Regions from separate parts of the Homo sapiens genome. Here region 2 is linked to region 1. A link is a loop called in an ENCODE intact Hi-C map of the cell type or tissue named here. Cell type or tissue: HepG2. All regions are shown on one strand. Links, peaks and the distances in the headings refer to the core of each region. The heading gives the core; the rest is flanking DNA.

Region 1 (11,416 bases), core at 3,761-7,760:
GAGTAGCTGGGATTACAGATGCCTGCCACCATGCCTGGCTAATTTTTGTATTTTTAGTAGAGACGGGGTTTCACTATGTTGGCCAGGCTAGTCTCGAACTCCTGACTTCAGGTGATCTGCCCGCCTCCGCCTCCCAAAGTGCTGGGATTACAAGGCTTGATCCACCGTGCCCAGCTGGAACATATGCTTTCTGAGACCAACTCAGATTGAAAAAGATTTTTTTTTTTTTGAGACTGAATCGTCAAACTTTGTTTAAAGGAGGTTAGAAGTAAAAAATCACCCCAAATAAAGAGACTAACTCTGCCATTCAGAGGCATGCTTCCAGACATTAGAGTTCTCTCCTAAATGTTTCCTTCCAGATCTTTAACTAAAATGCAGAAAGGTAAGTCAGCAAGCTTCATGTAAATTAGTGTCACAGCTCGTCTGTTCTTTTATTCATTAAGTCTGTCCGTCCGTCCATCCATCCATCCATCCACCCATCCATCCATCCATCCATCCAAATACTTCCTGAGTGTCCATTCTGTTCCAGGAACTAGCAAGGTACTAGCAAAATAAGCTTCAGTCCCTTGCCCTCAAGCAGCTTTAAGGCTTCTGGGGTGGAGAGGGAGATGGGAAGGGCAGTCCAGATTAAAACAGATAAAAAATATATATTTTTTGAGATGGAGTATCACTCTGTCGCCCAGGCTGGAGTGCAGTGGCGCGATCTCAGCTCACTGCAAGCTCCGCCTCCTGGGTTCAAGCGATTCTTCTGCCTCAGCCTCCCGAGTAGCTGGGATTACAGGCACGCGCCACCAAGCTGGCTAATTTTTGTATTTTTAGTAGAGACAGGGTTTCACCATATTGGCCAGGCTGGTCTCGAACTCCTGACCTTGTGATCCGCCCACCTTGGCCTTCCAAAGTGCTGGGATTACAGGGGTGAGCCACCGAGCCTCGCATTAAAACAGATAAAATATTTTAAGTTTTGGATCAGGAATGCCTTGTTCTACAGTGGGACAAAGACTGAGGGCACAGTGATCCCGTGGAGACTCTGAATGTGTACAGGCTCTTGGGCCAGAAGTGCCTTTTATTTCTCCAAGTGCATATTTATCTTGGGTCAGTCAGCACTCAGAAAGAGCAACTAGGGCCTTTTAATTTACCTTTTGTGCTTCCTCTGGGAAACTGAGACAATAATTTGATCACTGCTTTTGTTCAAGCACCATTTTCAACTCGGAAGTTAGAGTTCTTCAAGATCTTTACATTTTACATGGTGAAGGTGCCTTGAGCCTTGTGTCAGATAAGCTATTTTTATTTTTATTTACTTATTTATTTATTTTTTAGACAGAGTTTCAATATTGTTGTCCAGACTGGAATGCAATGGTGCAATCTCAGATCACTGCAATCTCCGCCTCCTGGGTTCAAGAGATTCTCCTGCCTCAGCCTCCCCAGTAACTGGGATTACAGGTGCCCACCACCACGCCTGGCTAATTTTTGTATTTTTAGTAGAGATGGGGTTTCACCATGCTGGCCAGGCTGGTCTCGAACTACTGACCTCAGGCAACCTGCCTGCCTCGGGCTCCCAAAGTGCTGGGATTACAGACATGAGCCATCACGCCCCGCCAGTTAAGTTATTTTTAAAGAATTATTTACAAATTTAAATCATTTAACTTCTTTCCCCTTAACATTAGGGGAACTAAATAAATAACAGTTACTTAAGAAAAAAGTTTTAAGAGGTAGAAAAATGGGCTGCACTTCACTTACACATGTTTGGTACTTATTTATGTTTTGATTCTATGTTTGAGTGCTTAAGAGTTTATCAGAGGTTGGGAATCAAAGTGAGAGAAAATAGCAGATATTTGTGTTTGCTGTGGTATTTCACTTGTGCTCGTGAGAGAGACATTCATTCATCAAACATTTATTGAATGCATATTATGCACAAGGCACCAGATTTACTGACACGGTGAGGCAGAGATGAAAGCTCGTCCCTGTCCTCCAGGGACTCACTGTCTGGTGGGGAGATGGGCAAGGAACCCGCCAAGGCCAGTGCAGCAGTGGTTCCCACTGTGATGTGTGCAGACCACTGGAGAAACGAGAGCTGATTTTAGGCAACACGCAGATGATTACTTACTTTTAACATTTTATTTCAGGTATTTAGTTATGCATCTATTTTAACGTGTGAAAAAATGCATAGCTAGCACATTAAAACCATGGGCAATACTCTGTGCGATAAAGCTAAAGAAGAAGAAATTGTGCCAATTTAAAGGAAAAATAATATAGGTGTTAGGCAGGTAGGTATGCCCTCCCCACCTCCCCACAATAAAAACAGTGATGGTACTACTCAAATCATTGACATCTGGGAAATAAGGTAGGTCAGTGTGGGTAAATCAAAAGAGATGCCATTTTACAAAGGCTGGAATCCTCAGTGCATGTTTCTGGGCCTGAAGTAAGATGCCATGAAAGAAGTGTGTGCTTCCATGAAGGTGCAGGGAGGGGAAAGACACTGACATGGCCTGGGGAATTCAGAGGCTTCCAGAAAGAGCAGACAGAAGAATGAGGAGAAACAAGTACATTTACTAGGACCCTTCATTTGTAGAATTGTAGAATCTTAAGTTTGGATGGAACCCCAGAAATCAACTGTTATACCGTCTGTAATTAACTTTAAAGCATTTCTGCACAGATAGGGAGACATATATGTGCATTAGTTATTTTAATCTACACTCTAGGGTGGTGAGTTTGTAACTGAAGTGGGCTAATGGGAATATACATTTCAGAGGTGTTTAGTAACATTTAAAAGACTAATGAAAAGCCACATTCCAGAGGCAGCTCATACATGTGTGGCAGCTATCTTTATCTTATTAATTAATTACTCTTAATTAGCATAACTAATAATTATTAAGACATTAGAAACAGTATTGAAGATATGTGGACTGGCTTGAAATAGTGTCACTTGCACTTCCACAGCATGCATGGAAAGGTTATCAGAATGCAGTGATCCCAATTGAGTCTCCCTGAATGGTGTCCTTGAATTCAGATTTTGGTCTGAATCCATCCATTCAAGGGAGGATTTTACCATGTCACTTTGACTAGAAGGTTAGCCAACTCCCATTGCTGCATAGTCTCACATCTGCCTCAAGTGAACCTTCCATGCAAGTTGCTGTCAATGTACCCTCCCATCAGGAAAGAGGACAGGACTTCATTGGGCCTATTGGACATGCTGAGTGATGGTTTTGTGCATGCCTGCTAACTCACATTTCTATGTATGCCTGAATCCAGGCTGAGATTTGCTTTCATTTGGATATATCACTTGTGATACAGGCATAGCCCTCAACCACCTCCAATTCCTCTGCCTCGAAATGTAGCTACTGTCCACCAAGAAGAACCTAATCATTGTGAAAGACCAAATTTGCTACAGTCATATCTCAACTAAACTAGCTCTCTCAGAGAGATTAAGTGATTTGTCCAAAGTCACATAGCTAGTTGGCAGTAGAACTGAGTTTAGAATGTAGGGTTCCTTGCTACATCTTCCCATCCAACAGTTGTAGGCCAAGGATGCTCATACCAATTATCTGTGGAACTTTCATTTATTTATTTATTTATTTATTTATTTATTTATTTATTTATTTTTGAGGCAGAGTCTCATTCTGTTGCCCAGGCTGGAGTGCAGTGGCATGGTCTTGGCTCACTGCAACCTACACCTCCTGTGTTCAAGAGACTCTCTCACCTCAGCCTCCCAAGCAGCTGGGAGCACAGGCACACACCACCATGCCTGGCTAATTTTTTTGTATTTTTAGTAGAGACGGGGTTTCGCCAGCCTGTTCTTGAATTCCTGGCCTCAAATGATCCGCCTGCCTTGGCCTCCCAAAATGCTGGAATTACAGGTGTGAACCACTTTGATCGAACTATGGGACTTTAAAACAATGCATATGCACAGGCCCAGCCTGGGAAGTTCTCATTCTGAAGGAGGGCTGGGGCAGGGGCACCTATGGCTAGGGCAGGACCTATGTTTTAAAAAGAATCTGTGCAGGTGACTCTGATGCACACACATATAATAGACAATCATGGGGCTATTGCATGGATACTAACAGGTACCATCTATTGTACATTTTCTACAGGCCCAGTCCTGTGATGGATGCTTCACATGCTCTATATTTTTCATTTTTACAACTAGCCAGCTAATAAATAAGGTGTTTTTAGCATTTTACCGATGAAGAAGCGAATTCAGAGAGAAGTCCAAAGTGACAGCTTATAAATGGCAAGATGGAGATTCCAACCGAGAATCTCCATAGACCCTGCTCTTAACTGTCACACCCTGCTATATGCTATGGAGCATAAAGTTGCTCAATGGCACAGGTCACAAACCTACAGGTTACAGGTGGGTAATGTAAATGAGGAAAATAGGTCAAATAGGAACTGGGGTGAGCTGGAGGCCATGTGGCCCTTTAATGGGTTCTGAGTGTTTGGATGCTTTAAGAGCAATGATGGAGAGCAACCGGAACTCTCATCCATGTTTATGGGACTGCAAAATGGTTCAGTGTCTTTGGGAACAATCGGATAGGTTCTTATAAAATTAAACATATACTTACCATATGACCCATCAATCCTACTCCTAAGTATTTACCAAGAGAAACGAAAACCTATGTCTGCAAAAAGATATATACACAAATATTCACAGCAGCGTTATTTAAAATAGCCCCAAACTGGAAGCAACTTACACATTCATCTACTGGTGAATAGATAAATTGTAGTATACCCCCACTCTGGAATATTACTCAGCAATTAAAAGGAATGAAATACTGACATATGCAACTACATGGATTAATTTCAAAAGCTCTATGCAAATGAAAGAAGTCATATACAAAAGATGACACACTGTATAATTCCATTTACATGAAATTTTAGAAAAGGCAAAACTCTAATGTCAGGAAGCAGATCAGTGGCTCTCTGTGGCAGGGTGGGGAAAGAGATTTGAATGCAAAGGGGTAGGAGGAAACTTCTGGAGTGAGGGAACTGTTCTATATCTTGATGTGTGGTGGTGGAGCAAGGCAACACAGCTGCATATGCATACCAACAAACATCCAACTCTACAGTTAAAATGGGTGAATTTTGTTGTATGTAAATAATAATTAAAAAAAAAACTGTGCAGAGCAAAAGTAAAAAAATCTGTAGGCCACTTGTGGCCCACAGACTTCCAGTTTTCAACCTCTGGTCTCAGTGGAGAGATTCTGCTTTAGCTGCCCCGAGGAAATACAAAAGATGACAAAAAGTCATCCATCATCCTCCCCAGGGCTGGGCTCAGGAAGAACGGTGACGTTTTCGTTTATCCCCCTCTTCCAATTCTCTGTCCTCCTTCATCACATACAAAATGCTCCCATGCTGCCCCCTGGCTGTCCAGCACCTCCTACCAGGGCACCCCACCCATGTCTCCTGGAGTCAGCTCCAAAACCACCCTTCCCTCAGGCCCTCCTCCTGACCTCCAGAATGCAGAGGCTGCCCCTCAGTGCTTTGTGCAAGGTGGAGACACATTACACTTGGTTAACACATGACCAGGTAGGTGCACATGACTGTTACTGATGACATTTCCAAGCACTGACATCTGATGAAGACAATGCATGGAGCCTTAACCCAAGTTCAGTATTACCTTCCAGTCAGGTAGGGAATACCTTGGGAAAAGTGGGGCTATTTCTGGAATTCACTGCACTTTTCCCTACCAGAGTGACTTGCCTGCTCTGCTTATACATACATTTTTGTCATCAATATTATCATCAAACACGTTAAAATTAATACATGCAAGTGGTTTGGATGGTCACTATAGAAAGGTACAAATAATTCTCAGTACCCAGTTGTCAAAACTGAGAGTGCTCTTAAATACCAGGCTGAGGAGCTCTAAGGACATGCTAGAGGCAGCCCTTTTATTTTCTGAAACCAAATTAATGTCAACCACACACTGCTGGGCTTTCCTGAGCCTCCATATATGTCATAATAACTTGATTTTTAAAAAACCCACTACTGACAATAACTATAATAACTATGAAAAATTGGCATTAGTAGGCCAGGCACAGTGGCTGATGCCTGTAATTCCTGCACTTTGGGAGGCTGAGGTGGGTGGATCACCTGAGCTCAGGAGTTTGAGACCAGCCTAGCCAACATGATGAAACCCCGTCTCTACTAAAAATACAAACAAACAAACAAACAAAAAATAAGCTGGGTGTGGTGGTATGTGCCTGTAATCCCAGGTACTAGGGAGGCTGAGGCAGGAGAACGGCTTGAACCTAGGAGGCGGAGGTTGCAGTGAGCCAAGATTGCGCCACTGCACTTTAGCCTGGGCAACAAGATCAAAACTCCATCTCAAAAAAAAAAAAAAAAAGAAAAAAATTGACATTAGTAGTACAAGCTGCAATGTTAACAACAAAAAGGCAGAACTTAAAACTGGCTACACTACAATTAGAGCCATATGAAGAAAAATGTCAACAGATGAATAAAAAGTAAAAACTAAAAAAAAGGGAGGGGAGAGATCATTGTAGATGGGGTAGGTTATGGTGTTAGGAGTGATTTTTTTTCCTTTTCTTTAAAAAAAAGTTTTCTTTTGCTTTGACGTTACTATTTGTGTAATAAAAATGAGAAGAAAAAGACTTGGCCAGGCATAGGGGCTCACACATATAATCCCAGCACTTTGGGAGGCTGAGGCGGGCAGATTACCTGAGGTCAGGAGTTCGAGACCAGCCTGGCCAACAAGGTGAAACCCTGTCTCTACTAAAAATACAAAAATTAGCCGGGCATGGTGGCGCACATCTGTAATCCCAGCTACTTGGGAGGCTGAGGCAGGAGAATCGCTTGAACCTGAGAGGCAGAGGTTGCAGTAAGCTGAGATCGCGCCACTGCAATCCAGTCTGGGTGACAGAGCAAGACCCAGTCTTAAAAAAAAAAAAAAAAAAAAAAAGACTTGGTCACCGGCCAGGATGGTTCCATATCATGTCCATTGGTTCATGTCTGTAGGGCTGTGCCCATTTCCTTCTCACAGATCTGCAAGGCCAAGATGTTCTGCAGTACCCTGCCAGGTCCTCTCAAGTACTCTGTCAGCTTTAGTCATGCTGATGAAATCAGCCCCTCCTTCTTCTGAGGCTGGCTGTTTTGTATCTCTATTTGCAAGCAGAAATAATAAAAGCCAGAGAACTTGATCAACGAGGCAGTTGTGCACCAAGAATGAACCCCAGTGCCCAGAGATGGGTTTCATTCTGAAAATGTTACAAAATAATATCTTGACAAGACATATTGTTGATACATTTTTCCCTAAAGCAAAACTGGGTGAAAATTTTCAAGTCCTATTAAAGCAAAATTGTTGCTTAAAAAAAAAGTTGCCGGGCGCAGTGGCTCACACCTGTAATCCCTGCACTTTGGGAGGCCGAGGCGGGCAGATCACGAGGTCAGGAGATCGAGACCATCCTGGCTAACAAGGTGAAACCCCATCTCTACTAAAAATACAAAAAATTAGCCGGGCGTGGTGGTGGGAGCCTATAGTCCCAGCTACTCGGGAGGCTGAGGCAGGAGAATGGCGTGAACCCGGGAGGTGGAGCTTGCAGTGAGCTGAGATCGCGCCACTGCACTCCGGCCTGGGAGACAGAGCAAAACTCCGTCTCAAAAAAAAAAAAAAAAAAAAAAAAAAAAAAAAGTTGTAGTATGCCTAGGCCTGTTTTGTTGATGTGGTGAAGTTTGATTTCATCCTTGCCTATCCAGGCTCTCTGATCTGATCTGCAGCTTCCTAAAGTCCTCCAGGATCTAGCCCTGGCTCCCCTCTACCCCTCCATTCACCGATTCTCAGCAAGGAATCTGATTATGCCACACTCAGCAGAGCTGAGGGAACAGGTTACAGCGGTGCCCACAGAGCATCTGAGAAGACAGCTCAGCTGCATGATCAAGGCAGCAAGCTCTAAAGGGAGGCATTTGGGCACCAGCTCAGTTTTGATGGCACAGTGCCCCTAAAGAAAAATTCCACCTTCTGGTGGAGTTCAATCCTGTCTATATACATAGTTTGTAGTACCTTTCAGAAGCCTTAGAAAAACACCACGAAACCAGTGATGTTCAAGAGGAAATAACGTGTGAAAAGAAAGACATCAATGGGTTACATGAAAACTATGAAAGAACTAGGCCCTTTAATAAGGTTCATTCTGTCCAGAGCATATAGTAGGCACTTACACCGTGGCTGACTTTGCGAGGCAGTATTTGAAATGGCCCCCGAAATCCTGCCTCACTATACCACTTAGAAGGACACTTAAACCTCAAAGAAGATTCATCTAAAGAAACTAGCACGTCGGAATTCATTTTCCCTAAGGCTTCCATGCCTTGTGTCAGTAAATCATCAATAATTAAATACCAACAGTTAAAACAGGACCACCCAGGCAGACAGGCCCAAGGGTAGGGCTATAGAAATAGTTTGTATGGCCCCCTTATCTAGGGCAATTTTAAAAATCACTCAGCTTCCAGTTTACAATGGTGCCTCTCCATGGATCCTAATGCTGCCCCTATCAAAGTGTCCATTACATTTGAATGAAGAAAATAGAAGATGATGAAAATTTACACCACCAAAACTTACATCACAAACTGCCAGAGCCTAGGATTTTCTACTGCTACAAAAAATGAACTGTGCTGAAAAATGAAAGAAGTGGTTCACCTGCCACATAGTCTTCTACTAGATAGAAAGTGCATGGTTTGTAACAACCAGAAATCAAGATGCAATCTCTCTTATAAGTATCGTAACTCAGGAGGTATTTGGACTGCTGTCTTCTTTTCCTTTTCTCCACATTCCCCATCTTGTTTCTGTTCCATATGCAGTAAGGAAACCAGAGTTCCCAGGAAAACAATAAATCAGTATTAGGTAGCTATAGAGAAGGTATGGCATCATGCACTGAATTCTGGGAACTGTGGTCTTCATAAATAGTGTGTTTTTTTGTGGTGGTGGCAGGGTAAGCTTGGGAAGGATATGACAGTTGTACACATAAGGGGTGGACATTTTTCCCAACAGAGTCAAGGAGTGGGAGAAGGAAGAAGTCTCATTTCTTTCCAATAAAGACAGTCCACAGACAAAGGGAATTGGGACAGAGGCGAGCATATCAAGCAGCTCTCCATTTGCAGATTCAAGAAGTCGTTTTGAAAAGTAACTAAATAAAAAACTCAAAATAACATGAGGTTGATGGGAAAAATCAATACTACAGAACAAGGGGGGAAAAAAACAACAACATCCTAAAGATTCTGAGAAAGAATGCGATTCTGAAACTTATGAACTAAAGAAACCAAAAAATGTTTTTGAAAATACTTTGGTGTCCTTAATAAAAACAGTAAGAAGGTAAAGCTTTATAAAGCCAGGGCAGAAAACGGTAAGGTAAGAACCAGCGAGACTTCAAGGAGATAAGAGATGAGGCAATAGGATAAAGAAAAGATTTCAAGGAAACCAGTAATGCAACAGCAGCATTAATACTCACATAACCAGCAGCACAGACTAGAAACAATGCTAGAGAGGGGAGTTAATGGTGTTGGAGATAAATGAGAAGAAAAAGAAGAGAAAAAAATTATTTTTAAAACATGACAAACATAAGAGATACAGAGGTCTAGTGTGAGAATCATGGATGATCCTGACACCAGAAAATTTGAAATGGAAGCAATAATCCAAGACATGATTTTTAAAAAACCGCTTCTGGTAGGTAGAGGGAAGACTTGAATTTGCAGATTTAAAGTTCTGTGATCCATGCAAAATGAGTGAAAGTCATCATATATAGAAATATCTAGACTCTGTTCAATTCCAAAGATTTAAAAAACCAAAACTAAACAAAGAAAACCTACAACATGTCACTCCAGAGTATCATAAATTGGTCTATTTTTCTGCTATTCTGAAACACGAAATGCCAGAAGACAATGGTTCCACATCTATAGATTCCTAAGAAGGGTAGGATCTAAAAATATTACGGCCAGCCCAATGTACACAGATACATACACATGTGTATGTCACATATATGCAGTTGGTGGCAGTTCCTATATAGAAAAAACAGATCCAAATCATATACCTTTCTTGAAAAGTTATTTGAAGATATATCCCAGCTGACTTCAAGATTAGAGAGCTAAGAACTCAAGAATGAGGAAGTCATAAAAGAGATGAGCAGGCCGGGTGTGGTGGCTCACACCTGTAATCCCAGCACTTTGGGAGGCCGAGATGGGCCGATCACGAGGTCAGCAGTTCGAGACCAACCTGACCAACATGGTGAAACCTCATCTCTACTAAAAATACAAAAAAGTTAGCTGGGCGTGATGGCCCGTGCCTATAATCCCAGCTACTTAGGAGGCTGAGGCAGGAGAATCTCTTGAACCCAGGAGGCGGAGGTTGGAGTGAGCCAAGATCACGCCACTGTACTGCAGCCTGGGTGACAGAATGAGACTCTGTCTCAAAAAAAAAAAAAAAAAAAGAGATGAGCATTTATTATCTTCAAGGATGCCACACTAAGCAAATAATATAGTTTATGAATGAAGATACATAGCTTCACTGTATAGCTATAAGCTAGAAAAAACCTGTATGTTTAACAGAAAGGAAATATTTCTATGAGGGAATACCATACAACCATATAAATAATGATTACAAAGAGTTTTTAATGGCATGGGAAAACACTTTCCGTTTACTCTTAATGCAAATAATAGGATATAAAGTTTTATATGTTGTACATAAAATACACAGAAAAAACTGGAATAAAATATGCCAATTAATAGTTGTGACCTTTAGCCAGTATAATTATGAATAATTTTCTCCCTGTTTCTTGATAACGTTTTTTACCCTTACAAAATAAGAGGTGTTTTTTTTTTTTTTGACACGGAGTCTTGCTCTTGTTGTCAGGCTGGCGTGCAGTGGCACGATCTCAGCTCACTGCAACCTCTACCTCCCGGGTTCAAGCGGTTCTCCTGCCTCAGCCTCCTGAGTAGCTGCGATTACAGGCACCCAGCAATATGCCCGGCCAATTTTTGTACTTTTAGTGGAGGCAGGGTTTCGCCATGTTGGCCAGGCTGGTCTCGAACTCCTGACCTCAGGTGATCTGCCCACCTCGGCCTCCCAAAGTGCTGGGATTAAGGTGTAAGCCACCGTGCCTGGCCCCAAATGAGAGGTTTTTAAAAATCCTTTGTTATTATAATAACTTTTTAAAACTTGGCAAAAATACAAATCACAAAGGCTATGTGGAAACTTTAAGATTATAATATTAAGTGAGTAGAGCAATATAATATTGAACTTGAAACATGACTGAAAGATTGGAAGGGAATACTTGGGTCAAAGGAATAGCTTGCTTCAAGGTACAGGGATTAAAAACAATTTTTTTATTTAAAAATTCCTTTAATATTACTATTTTCTGTTTTATAGGAAAAATATGATTTAAAAAGAATATTCCCAAATAAAACAAGTTAGTCATATCTT
Region 2 (11,416 bases), core at 4,273-8,272, 62 kb before region 1:
TACAGGCACACCACCATGCCTGACTAATTTTTTGTACTTTTTGTAGAGACAGGGTTTTGCCATGTTGCCCAGGCTGGTTTTGAGCTCTGGGACTCAGGGATTCTCCCGGCTCGGCCTCCTAAAGTGCTAGGATTATAGGTGTGAGCCACTGTGCCCAGCCAAATGATACATCTTAAAGAAAGCAGGCTTACATTTGCCTTTTATTGCTGGATATCTCTATTGGCCTATTAGGGGCTAATAGAGAGAAAAAAATATTTTAATGACATATTCTAGATTCATAGACCAGATTTCACCTCTCCAACTAAGCTAACAGTACCTAGAGGGCAGGGCTTCCATCATATGTAGTATTTCTGAATTTTCCTGAACACCAGTGTTGGACATGTAGTAGGTGTTTAATAAAGACCGGCTTTTCTGATGGAGATCACAGCAGAAGGAAGCATGCCCGCTGAGAGAAGACAGCCTCCTGGATGCCTCCCCCAGAGTGCAGGCATGACTCCAGTGTCATGTAGTCGGAGCCAGCCTGCCTAAGTGTAAATGCTGCGTGGAACTGAATGGCTGATTTTGTTTGCTGAGAGAGGCAACTAGGTAGCCCGGGATCTTTATCTGCAAAAGTAGTCATGCCGTAACACACTGCCCCGCCCCACCCCTTTTGGAAAAAGATTGATAAGCATAATGATGATGTTTTAATGAGCTTAATTGCACATTCCTTATGTGCCTGTGGAGTTGCCAACCAGCTAGTTCCACATCCAACAGTTTACTTGTAATAACTTTTACCCCTTTCTCCACGCCACGGAGCATAATTATTCTTGCGGTGATCCCGTAGTTCAGCTCTTTCTCCCTCTCCTCCCCTCCCTCTCTCTTTTTCTCGCTGTTTTTTTCCTTTCTGGGAATTACTCTAAATGGGTATCTTTGAAAGGAGGGTGGCAGGCTGCTTTTGGTACAGTACTTACCAAGAACCCTTTCATCAAAGAAGCCCTTGTGAGCATGCTCTGGACTTGGGCCAATCAGATCATCTCGCTGTCTGTTTCTGACCCTGGTATGCAAGTCAAGCCAGAGACTGCAGACAGGCTGACTGCACTCCTAGGCCAACCTGTCTTAGCTGACTGAAAAAATGCTGAGGGGAAAATTACCTGTTTGGCTCCAGACGAAATTAACATTTTTTATATATATACACACAAGTATGTTTATTATTTTTTGTTTAAAAGCGTTTGCCTATCTAATATATTCATTAATGTTATCTGGTCAGTACTTGAAACATTTTGAAATATGTGCAAATGCAATAAGGCTACAGGGCCTGGAGGCAAAATAAGATGAATTTTCTAATTAACTGACAGAAAACTGTTTTGGGATTAACGAATGGCTGTTCTGTAATCTGTTTATGGGCGCTGCTCCGTGCAGGGACATTTGGTCCACGTGCAGACCCTGGTAAGTTATAAGGACCTGGATACCAAGCACTCCTACTTCTCCACTATTCTTCATTAACCCACTCTCCACCAGGAATCAAGTACTGAAGGTGGATAGTGTGGCCCCCACCCTGGCAGATAATGGCCTCTTCCCAAAGAGCATCTGCTGGGGTCTGCTTTCCCAAGCGGGCATCTTTCTGCTATGGGTGGCAGATATGTCACAGAATTTGAAGCATACTTTTCTTTCTTTCTTTCTTTCTTTTTTTTTTGAGACAGTCTCGCTCTGTCACCCAGGCTGGAGTGCAGTGGCACAATCTCGGCTCGCTGCAACCTCCACCGCCTGAGTTCCAATGATTCTCGTGCCTCAGCCTCCTGAGGTAGCTGGGATTACAGGCGTGTGCCACCATGCCCGGCTAATTTTTGTACTTTTAGTATAGACAGGGTTTCGCCCTGTTGGCCATGCTGGTTTTGAACTCCTGGCCTCAACTCCTGCCTACCTTAGCCTCCCAAAGTGCTGGGATTACAGGCATGAGCCACCGCGCCCAGCTAAGCAAACCTATCTTCTGAACAGCCTTGGAAACCTTTGAGCCCCAGTCCCCAAATCATCTTATGAACACATTTTTGACATTTTCAGAAAAATGTCATCATTGAGGAATATATTTTATAGTCTCCATTTGAGAGAAGTACTAATTCTTTTCCTCTTTCCTAGACCGATTCTAGTTTGTTGCCTTCCCTTTCCTCGGAAACCCCAAGTTTGTGGATGCTGCAGACACTCTGTGCCCCCCTGCATGCTGGGTGCCTGGCCAGCTGCCAGGGCATAAAGACAGAGACGATGTGGCCTTTGTCCTTAAGAATGAGGTTTGAAAGCCTCAGTTCTTCCATGTTAGGTGATTTCTTGCAGCTCTTGGTATCTGCAGAATTAGTGTGAATGCTTAAAAAATATTAACAGCTTTATATCATCAAAGTTTTAACAGTACACTGTGTGTACAGGTGAGAATTACTGTGTCGTGAACTTTTTCTTTGTGGTTTTCAGAATTTTCCAGAATTTCTACAATGAACTTTTACTTTTGTAGATAGAAAAGCAGCAGTTAAGAAGAAACTTCCTGGGAGCACTGAACAGGCACATTCCTGGATTCTACAGAGAATCAGTTGACAGACAGCAGGCTGGGCAGGAGTCAGTCATGGTAGAGGGAGTCTGAATCGAAAGGGGGGGATTTTAATGAGCGGGGCGGCCTGAGGATCACAGCTGGCTTGGGCTAAGTTCCTGGAGTGTTAAATCAAGTAATAACAAAAACATGACTACATTTTACATAGGAGATTTCATAACTTCCTGAGAAGTCAACAGTCCCTTTCTCCGTGGGTGTACCTTCTAAGGAACCTCTACGTGCTTGCTTTGGGCTTAACATTTTCCCAAAGTTTTCTTGTTTTTGCAGAGTGCAATGTCCCGAACAGAATGACAGCTTTATTTTCTCTCGCGGTCCAACTTACACACTTACATCAAGTTGCAGCAAGACGTCTGCGTGCTGGATCTCTTCCTGGCTCCACAATCCTGACCTGTGCTGTGTATACTGTTCTTCTTCTTACAGTTTTAGACTTGATGGTGGAAAGGATGCTTGGAAATTCTCTTGGTTTGATTCATTCTGACCTAAAGGGTTTCTTTCCAAAAGGGTTTTCTTTCTCTTTTATAAGCCCCACAAAGTCAAGGATATAAGCTGAAATTGAGGCTTTCCCAACCGTGAGAGAAAGAAATATCAAATTCTTTTCATATGAATATATTCACGAAAAATAATCATACTCTGCTCCTGGCGACTTCAACTCTGGGTGGGCAGAACAGAAGTCTGGGGAAAAAAGTCTATTTTTGCTCTTGCATAGTCTCTTTTCCCTTACCAGGGGAAAATAGCTAATTTTCATCACCAAATTATATCTCCGAATGGCCAATGAAAACAATGATGGAAAAAATTCTTTGCAAATAGCGCACGCCATGCTATCCACTATCAGATAATAGTAATTACAGGTTTTGTCTCAAGAGCAAACAATAACCCTGGAGGGAAAATTCTCTCTTTTTAAGGAGAATAAACTCTTTCTAGGATTTGCATACTTTCTCCCTCTCTGAGGATAGTAATTTTGGGAAAAAAACAAAAAATAAAAGACAAACTTAATCCCTTTCTAGAGTTGACAAAAGTGTCTTGGGGACATCTGTTCTTTCTGATTATGAAACTCCAGGTTGTATTATTATTATTATTATTATTATATTTAAAAGAGTAAAGTTTCTTGGCTGTTTCTCTTATGTGTATAAACCTGGCAAAGGATTATTTTTTCAAAAATAAGTTGTTGAGTCTAATAGCTGATAACATCGCAAATCTGTATATGTTACAGGTAGAATGTTCATATAACACCATTGCCTCAGGGCTACATCTATTTTATAAACTCTGATCCTTTTAAAGGTAATTTTTTTCCAATGTATAATTAAATCTAATTTAATTTAGAAGAAATTTTATGTAAGATACACATACAAATCAGGGAAAAAAAACCGTTTTTCAGGCTTCATGTCTTTCTTATTGATTTGTAAAATGTAGCTTCGGAGTCCACAAATTATAGACCTCTATCATACAAAAAAAAAGGGCATTGGTAAAAAACAAGTCCATGTAAGTGAGCTGAAGTACCAAAAATAAGTCTACACTATACCCAAAAGAGACTGCCAAGCCACTGTAACCCCAATGGGATGAATTTTAAGGTAGTAAATAGCAGAACACCAACCAGGCAGCAGAATTCTTTCTTCCCCAAACACTAATACTGTAGTGTGATAGTTCAATACAGAAAACAATCCATAGTTTCCTAAGTGGAGGCAACATCTATTCTAGAAGCTGTTCTTCACCTAGCTAAAGCAAATGGGCCTTATAAAAACCCTGGCAGCCACAGCAGAAAGAAAATACATTTTATTAAGTGGGCGTTTTTCCAAAGCATGTTCCCCCTGAAGGAGAATCATACCTTCAGCATTTCAAAGATTTCTCAAATAGCACAAAGGTCAAAAAGTTTGAGCAACAGAAATGCAGTGGGTGAAATCTCCAAGCTATTCTTTCAGCAGCTGTGGCTGGTGAAGCTGACTCCCCGGTAAAGAGATATCAGCTCTGCTTCAGACTAGTCGATAATGTAATCAGAATAGCACAAACCTGGAAAAGACAGAGGGGGATCAGAGGACAAAATGGAATCAGTATGACAACAGAGAAGGGGACCCTGGCTGGAGCCAGGCTGGATTCAGTCCTGGTAGCTCCTGACTCTGGGTCTCACCACAGCTTAGTTGGGAGGAACTGGTCATTAGCATCTGCAACCCTCTCATAACTGCATCTTCTCGTGTTTTTTCTATACCTGTTTTCAGCTTATAGTTTTACATTACCTGTGTATGGTTATGTCTATACCATGACTTTGGTTCTTCTCAGCTTGAGAAGACAGACCTGACTTCCCTGAGTTCTAAGTTAAAAGAACTCTTTGATTACTGTTAAATTGATGTATCTGAACATGTGTAATCACTTCCCTGATACCTATACTGGATAAGACTAGGTAAGTTGTAGCTATTAGAGAATGCCGTGCAACCTCTGCCTACCACACCACCATGTGAATTCACCGTTGAGCAAAGGAAGCAAAGGCTCCCACCTGCCAGGATTTAAATACCTCAATGTGATTGTGTAACCAATGAGAATAGTTGGAGATCAACTCCTCACCTCTGCAGGATGCGACATTAAATTGACCCTTTCATGTGGCTTGCTTTCTGCACTATTCTATAATGTGTAATCTCTAGTAGAGTACTATAACTCCTAGGTTCTTGCTCTATTTCCTTATTTCAGTGGAGTGATGGACAATTTTATCCCCTTTATTGGTCCTATTTACAAAAGTGGCTACAATTGCCTCCAAAGAAACTACACATTTTAGAAGAAATGGATGATATTTTAAATTATGTCCTAACTGCATCCCCATGAGATGTGGGCAGCTGTCTCTTGGTCTAGAAGCAAAGATGCAGCTTGCAGGGCTTTTTTTTTTTTTTTTTTTTTTAAACAGTTAATTACTGAACATTGTTGCTTTCCTCTACATGATTAGGGAAACAGCAGGGAGTTAATTATTGAGTACCTACTGTGTGCCTGGCCATGCCAGATGTGAGGTCACAGAAATGGCGGTGGTCTACTCCCTGCCCTCAAGTAGCCTGCTCTCTCTACGTGCCCTGGCAGGTCATTGGGGTCTCTGCTAAAACACACACCACATTCCCAGCAAACCTTTCTTCAACCCTTACATAATCTTAATTCTGTCCTCTTAAATCTTACCACAGTCGTAATTCTTTTCTCTCCCTTCAAAAGATAGGTACTTCACACCAAACACTAGCTCAAGCACTGACGTTATTCTACAGGACTATGAACCTTCATATCCACATTTACAGTCCGGACAGATAAAGGAAAACAACCCAAATCCAGGAGGCAATATAAAAGGAAGAGAACAAAACACACATTCATACACTCACACTTAAAAATAGGGGAAAACCAACAGGGGAACTTTCGTTCTCTTCCTGGATGTCTACTTAAAAATCCCATGTGGTACGTGTGTCTGTGGAAACCTTTGTTATCTCAAAGATAGTGAGATACTAAAGGCCGAGGTTGCCATGGGACACACAGTATTTGCTTTTTATTCTATTGCACAATATCTAATTACAGAGATCCTGATAAAATTATGCATTCCTAAGCACAAATTATGGCCATTCTACAGGAGACTTAGTGTACATATTTTGTCAAATTTCATTAAAAAATAAATGAGGGATGACTCTGCAGAGTATTAGGGATAAGCAGTCTAATAAGACTCAGTCCTTTCCAAGATAGAATTCTCTTGAACTCGTAGTTTGGGCTGTAGGAGTATCCTAGGTGAGAGGCAGCTCAGTTAGTTTGTTCTCCCACAAAAGCTTAAGTTGAAACTCTAAAGCCCTTTCTGCCATTAGAGTGTTGCACAAGACACAGATTTAAAAATCAGTCTTGGCTAGGTGTGGTGGCTCACATAATCCCAGCACTTTGGGAGGCTGAAGAGGAAGGATTGCTTGTGTCCAGGAGCTCCAGACCAGCCTGGGCAACACAGTGAGACCTCCTCTCTCAAAAAACAAGCAAACGAGAAAACCAAAAAAAAAATTACAAAATTAGTCAGGCATGGTGGTGCATGCCTATAGTCCTAGCTACTTGGGAGGTTGAAGTGGGGAGATCATTTGAGCCCAGGAGTTTGAGCCTGCAGTGGGCTATGCTCGTGCTACCGCACTCCAGTGTAGGCAACAGAGTGAGACCCTACCTCAAAAAACAAAAACAAAAACAAAACTAAAAAAAAAAAAGTCAGTCTCTTTGTTTCTCCCCAAAGACAATAATTGATTTAATCCCATGGAAGGCTGAGCTGGTCTTTTGATAAGATAACATGTGACAGTTCCTCCTCATTCATCTCTACCTCCAGGTAACTACTAACCTGAAGCTTGTCCCTGTTTTTATACTTTTACTACATATATATCAACATGCATAATACTTTGTGTATAGCATATTTGAAAATTATCTTTTGACTCAATGTAAGTTTCAAACTGCATATATGTGTGCATGGTTCACTTAACAGCTATATAGTATGCTACTGCATCGACCCTCTTCCCAAATGATGAACATTTATGTTGCTTCTAAATTTCTGCTACTCCAGTGCTGCAAAAAATGCCTGGGTATATGGCCTCTTGTCAGTATCTAGAAGGATTTTTCTTGAAGTCTTCAAACTAGAGCATAGCTAAGTTTAAGGGAACTGATTTCCAGGTCCCTCCTATATGTATTATTTGCTAAAAGCAATCCAGGTATCTTGCAGTTCTTTTCCCTCTCTTTCCTTAAATGCCTTCTCCCACTTTACTAAGTAGCTCTGCCTGAAGTGTAAAAACCTCCATAGAGGCAAACAGGCAATACGAAGGACTGCTGTAAGCAGCTACTCCTTTCATCAAGGGCCACAGATCCCAGCTACAGCTCTGAGTTTCCTCCCTGTCTTACACATATTCCTATCAAGGGTGAAGCAGCATTCAACCCTTGTTGGGATGATCTGAATTCAGATGTATTGTAGACTAGGGTGGTGCAACTTTTGACAATCTTCATTCATGGTTTCACGTTTTCCACCCCCTACCCTCATTTTCAAAGAATGTAGTTTTTCTGAGAAAGTCTTGTGAGGACAAAGCAAATAGAGTGTCAGTAAGCAGTACTGAAGGTGGCAGTGCCTTCTGCCCCATATGCCAAATTCACAGACAGGCTTAAAGCTCCACACTCCATAAATCCACCTAAGGCCACTGGACTGGCTTCGCAACTACCCTAGAATTAGAACAGAAGTGATGTGGTTGTCCTTGGTTCATGTATTAATGCATATATTTAAACAGAAAAAAAATCATGTCAGACTTGTTCTGTTAGAAAATCAGTCTACCTGGTTGTTTTATTTGACAACGAAGATTGGTTTTACTCATTGGGTCATACGGTAGACTTTTCCATAATTCGAATGAACTAAATCTGTAACTCCAAGGTTTTGATAAGAATATACTTAAAGCATGTAAGACAAAACATTTTCTGCTGGGAGCAGTGGCTCACGCCTGTAATCCCAGCACTTTGGGAGGCTGAGGCGGGTGGGTCACGAGGTCAGGAGATCGAGACCAACCTGGCTAACACGGTGAAACCCCGTCTCTACTAAAAATAAAAAAAAAAAATTAGCCGGGCATGGTGGCGGGCATCTGTAGTCCCAGCTACTCAGGAATCTGAGACAGGAGAATGGCGTGAACCCGGGAGGCGGAGCTTGCAGTGAGCCGAGATCGCGCCACTGCACTCCAGCCTGGGCGACAGAGCGAGACTCCGTCTCAAAAAAAAAAAAAAAAAAAAAAAGGTTTCTAAATTAAAAAAAAAAAAAGAGTAACAGGTGTCATTTGTGTGTGGGTTATTTGTACATGTGTATAATTATCCAGGGCACATCTTGGCTTTCAGAATAAGTAATAAAGGACTTGTTGGGCAACTTCCCTGCATCTCTGCTGTGGAATATAAATCTGGAGAAAACTTGACTGGCTCAGGTAATGTGACAACATGTGTTTTTATAGATGAGTCCCCAACTGTACGAATAAAATAGAGTTAATTTAAATAGCTTTTTTAGTGTTCTACACTGAAAATCTAGCCACCTGAGAAAAATGGGCAAAGCCTCTCTGGCTATTGTTGTTTTCAGTACCAGTACAATTTCCAAATGCAACCCCAAATTGGATTGCTGTATGACTAATCTAACATTGTGTATTTAGGCTTTGCCGTGGGAGGTACCTGTCTGGGTGGGTGATGTTGCCCTGAGCCGGGCATGTCAGCAGCCTATGGTGGAAGGGGTCTCTTGTCAGGAATCCTAGTGCTGGCTCCACCAAGATTAGCTGAGTGACCTTTAGCAAGTCACTTCCTCTACCTGGGCCTCAGTTTCTCCACCTATGAGATGAGGGGTTGGAGCACACATTCTCCTAAGGCTCCCTGTTGTCGCCTTGACCCATCACTTCCTCTCCGCTTTGGTCTAGGAGTCCAACGTCCAGGACCCTGTCTGGGCGTTGGATTGCCACTGTACCCTCCAGCCGGGCCATATGAGTGTGGCTGCCAACCCTGGAAACTTCAAAAACTTCCTAGGGAAATTGCTAGGTACAACTGAGAAACACATGGGGAACCTTGTTCCAGCCCCCAAAGGGGCAGCACTGAACTCTGAGTTTGCCAGAAGGAAGAAGCCATACTCTCCGTATTCCTCTTTGAGGGCCTCCTTCTACACAACCCAGTCTCCAGGTAAGGGTGAAGAATCAAGCATGTATCAAGCCTTTCGGGGACCAATACATATTTATTTTGCTCCCTTACCAATATTCTTATGTTTTATTCTAGGCACCCCAAGAGAAAACAAAACAAAACAATTACGGTCATCGGCCACCTAACAACGTTTTGGTCAACAACGGAAACTATAGTTATAATACAGTATTTTTACTGTAACTTTTCTATGTTTATATACACAAATACTTAACCATTGTGTTATAACTGCCTATCGTATTCAGGACAGTAAAATGCTGTACATGAGTGTAGCCTAGGCACTATAGGATATACCTTACAGCCTAGGTGTGTAGTAGACTTTACCATCTAGGTTTGTGTAAGCACACTCTGTAATGTTCGCACAACGATGAACTCTCAGAACGTATCCCCGTCATCAAGCAATGCATGCTAATAAGAATACTTGTGGCAGATGATAAAAACAGCTCCTGTTTGCTTTACCCACATCACAGGTAACATTCAGAGAGTGTCTTAAGGCATTCCCCATTTATGGGAAGTGTTTGGAGGCCCGGTGGAGTCCCGAGGAGGGAAACAGGAATAAGATTCAGATGGACCTCACTGTGTAACAGTGGATAAATGCACAGGCCCCCGAATCTGACTGCCCTAGTTCAAATCTGGTCTCCACCACTTGTTGGCTGTGTGACTGCGCTGGGTAAGTGACTGGATCTCTCTGAGTCTCACTGTCTTCATCTGTAAATTGAAATAGCCCCAGAGGGTTCTTGTGAGGATTAAATGAGATAAGGACTGTAAACATTCTTGGCCCAGGGACTGTAAGAATGATAATATTATTAACATATTTTTATCATGCAACCTTCTAGTTCGGACATATTAGAAAGTGATTCCATTGACTTGTTTAGTAGGAAAATCTGGCAGATAAGAAGTCAAATCCATCAGCCGTGATAGCAGCCAATGTTGAGTTTTCTTTCTCCCTAGGAATTTTTTCCATTATAAAATGGGAAGCCAAGTCAAATTTGCTCAGTTAATTTTGGCCTGAGAGGTGCTCTTAGGACCCTCAACATTTGTCTATAAGGTCAGGCTTATCGGTTCACGCTTGTTAGCGTGGAAAAACTCCTTCCCTATCACAGTTTCTGCCACTTCCCTTATCCTGTCTTTCTTCTGGAACAAGTGGCCTTGCAAGACACTTCACTCCCTGTTTTGGCAAACACACTTGTTCTGTGAGAGCGAGTTCCGCCCATGTGTACAGCGGTGGGCTGCACACACCAGAGGGTTTATCAGACAGAAAGGCTTTTTTCTGTAGGTGCCAGGGCACTGAAAGCAGGGTCGCTGCTGGCTGTCCCCCTTCTAATTAAGAGTGTCCCACCATTTCTGAACTGTGACTCTTAGGGACACCAGGATAAACCTAAGGACTGTACTATATTTATCAGTCCTTGGGGCATGCTGAGAAATACTCCCAGATGAATGAGGAGCAACATGGTTTCTAAAACATGGGTGGAGTAGAGGCAGTGAGTTTTGTTTCGTACAGATTTATCTGAAATTCTATATCATAAAATTGATTTCAAATAGACATGAAATTCCAGAGTCTTCAAGGAAGTTGGCCCAAATATGATCAAGAACACAGCAAACCTGTTTTGAGACTTAGATGTCCATTTTTTCTGTAGCAAATGTTGACCAATGGCTATGTACTTACTGAGCACTAAGGTGGGATAGGGAAGGGAAAGGTTTTGTAATACAAGACATGAATTAGCATAATTTAAAAGATTCTTAAATTGGCCTCTAAAGACTTGAGTTTAAATCCTAGCTCTGTCTCTTGCTACCTGAGTAACCTTGCACAAATCTGCTAGGAGATTCACATGTGGCTTCTCAGCTTCATTCTGGGCTTCAGGGTCAGTCCTTCACTTGTTTGGGCTCCTTCCAAGGTCCTGAAAGAGGTCTTAGCAATATGTTCACTTGGCCAAATATCTTTGTAAAAATAAGATACAGTAACTGCAATGCATGGTTAGGACGACTGACTTTCTACTATTCCCTTTCATGTTGGACAGCATCGGTGTGGCTGTGAGCACTTTTGGGATCCAGCTAAGGGGAAGCTGAGTTAGGGATAATTTACTTTGGATGTAGTGGGATAGATTCACATGTCCACAGTCATTTCCATGTCTGGTTAAATCACTGTCAGCTGTGTTGAGCTGGAGATGGTCAACTCATGGA

The links. Peaks named below come from ENCODE experiments on the same cell type or tissue, not always from the same donor. Only the 100,000 strongest peaks of a DNase experiment are listed, where the experiment ranks them.
Region 2: it touches region 1 in a loop (7-fold over the local background); 1 of 110 quality-filtered maps calls a loop at or near these places.

Annotation. Positions count from the first base shown.
Region 1 is chr10:112,683,446-112,694,861 of GRCh38, reverse strand. All of the region lies in intron 7 of VTI1A (vesicle transport through interaction with t-SNAREs 1A), which reads right to left. Among named protein-coding and RNA genes, the nearest start is that of MIR4295, 55 kb to the right of the region's middle. In HepG2, for the core only: a CTCF peak has its summit at 5,360; no DNase peak of the experiment used is centred there.
Region 2 is chr10:112,745,510-112,756,925 of GRCh38, reverse strand. All of the region lies in intron 7 of VTI1A (vesicle transport through interaction with t-SNAREs 1A), which reads right to left. Among named protein-coding and RNA genes, the nearest start is that of MIR4295, 120 kb to the right of the region's middle. RefSeq lists a silencer at 2,682-2,976. In HepG2, for the core only: no CTCF peak of the experiment used is centred there; a DNase peak (open chromatin) is centred at 5,935.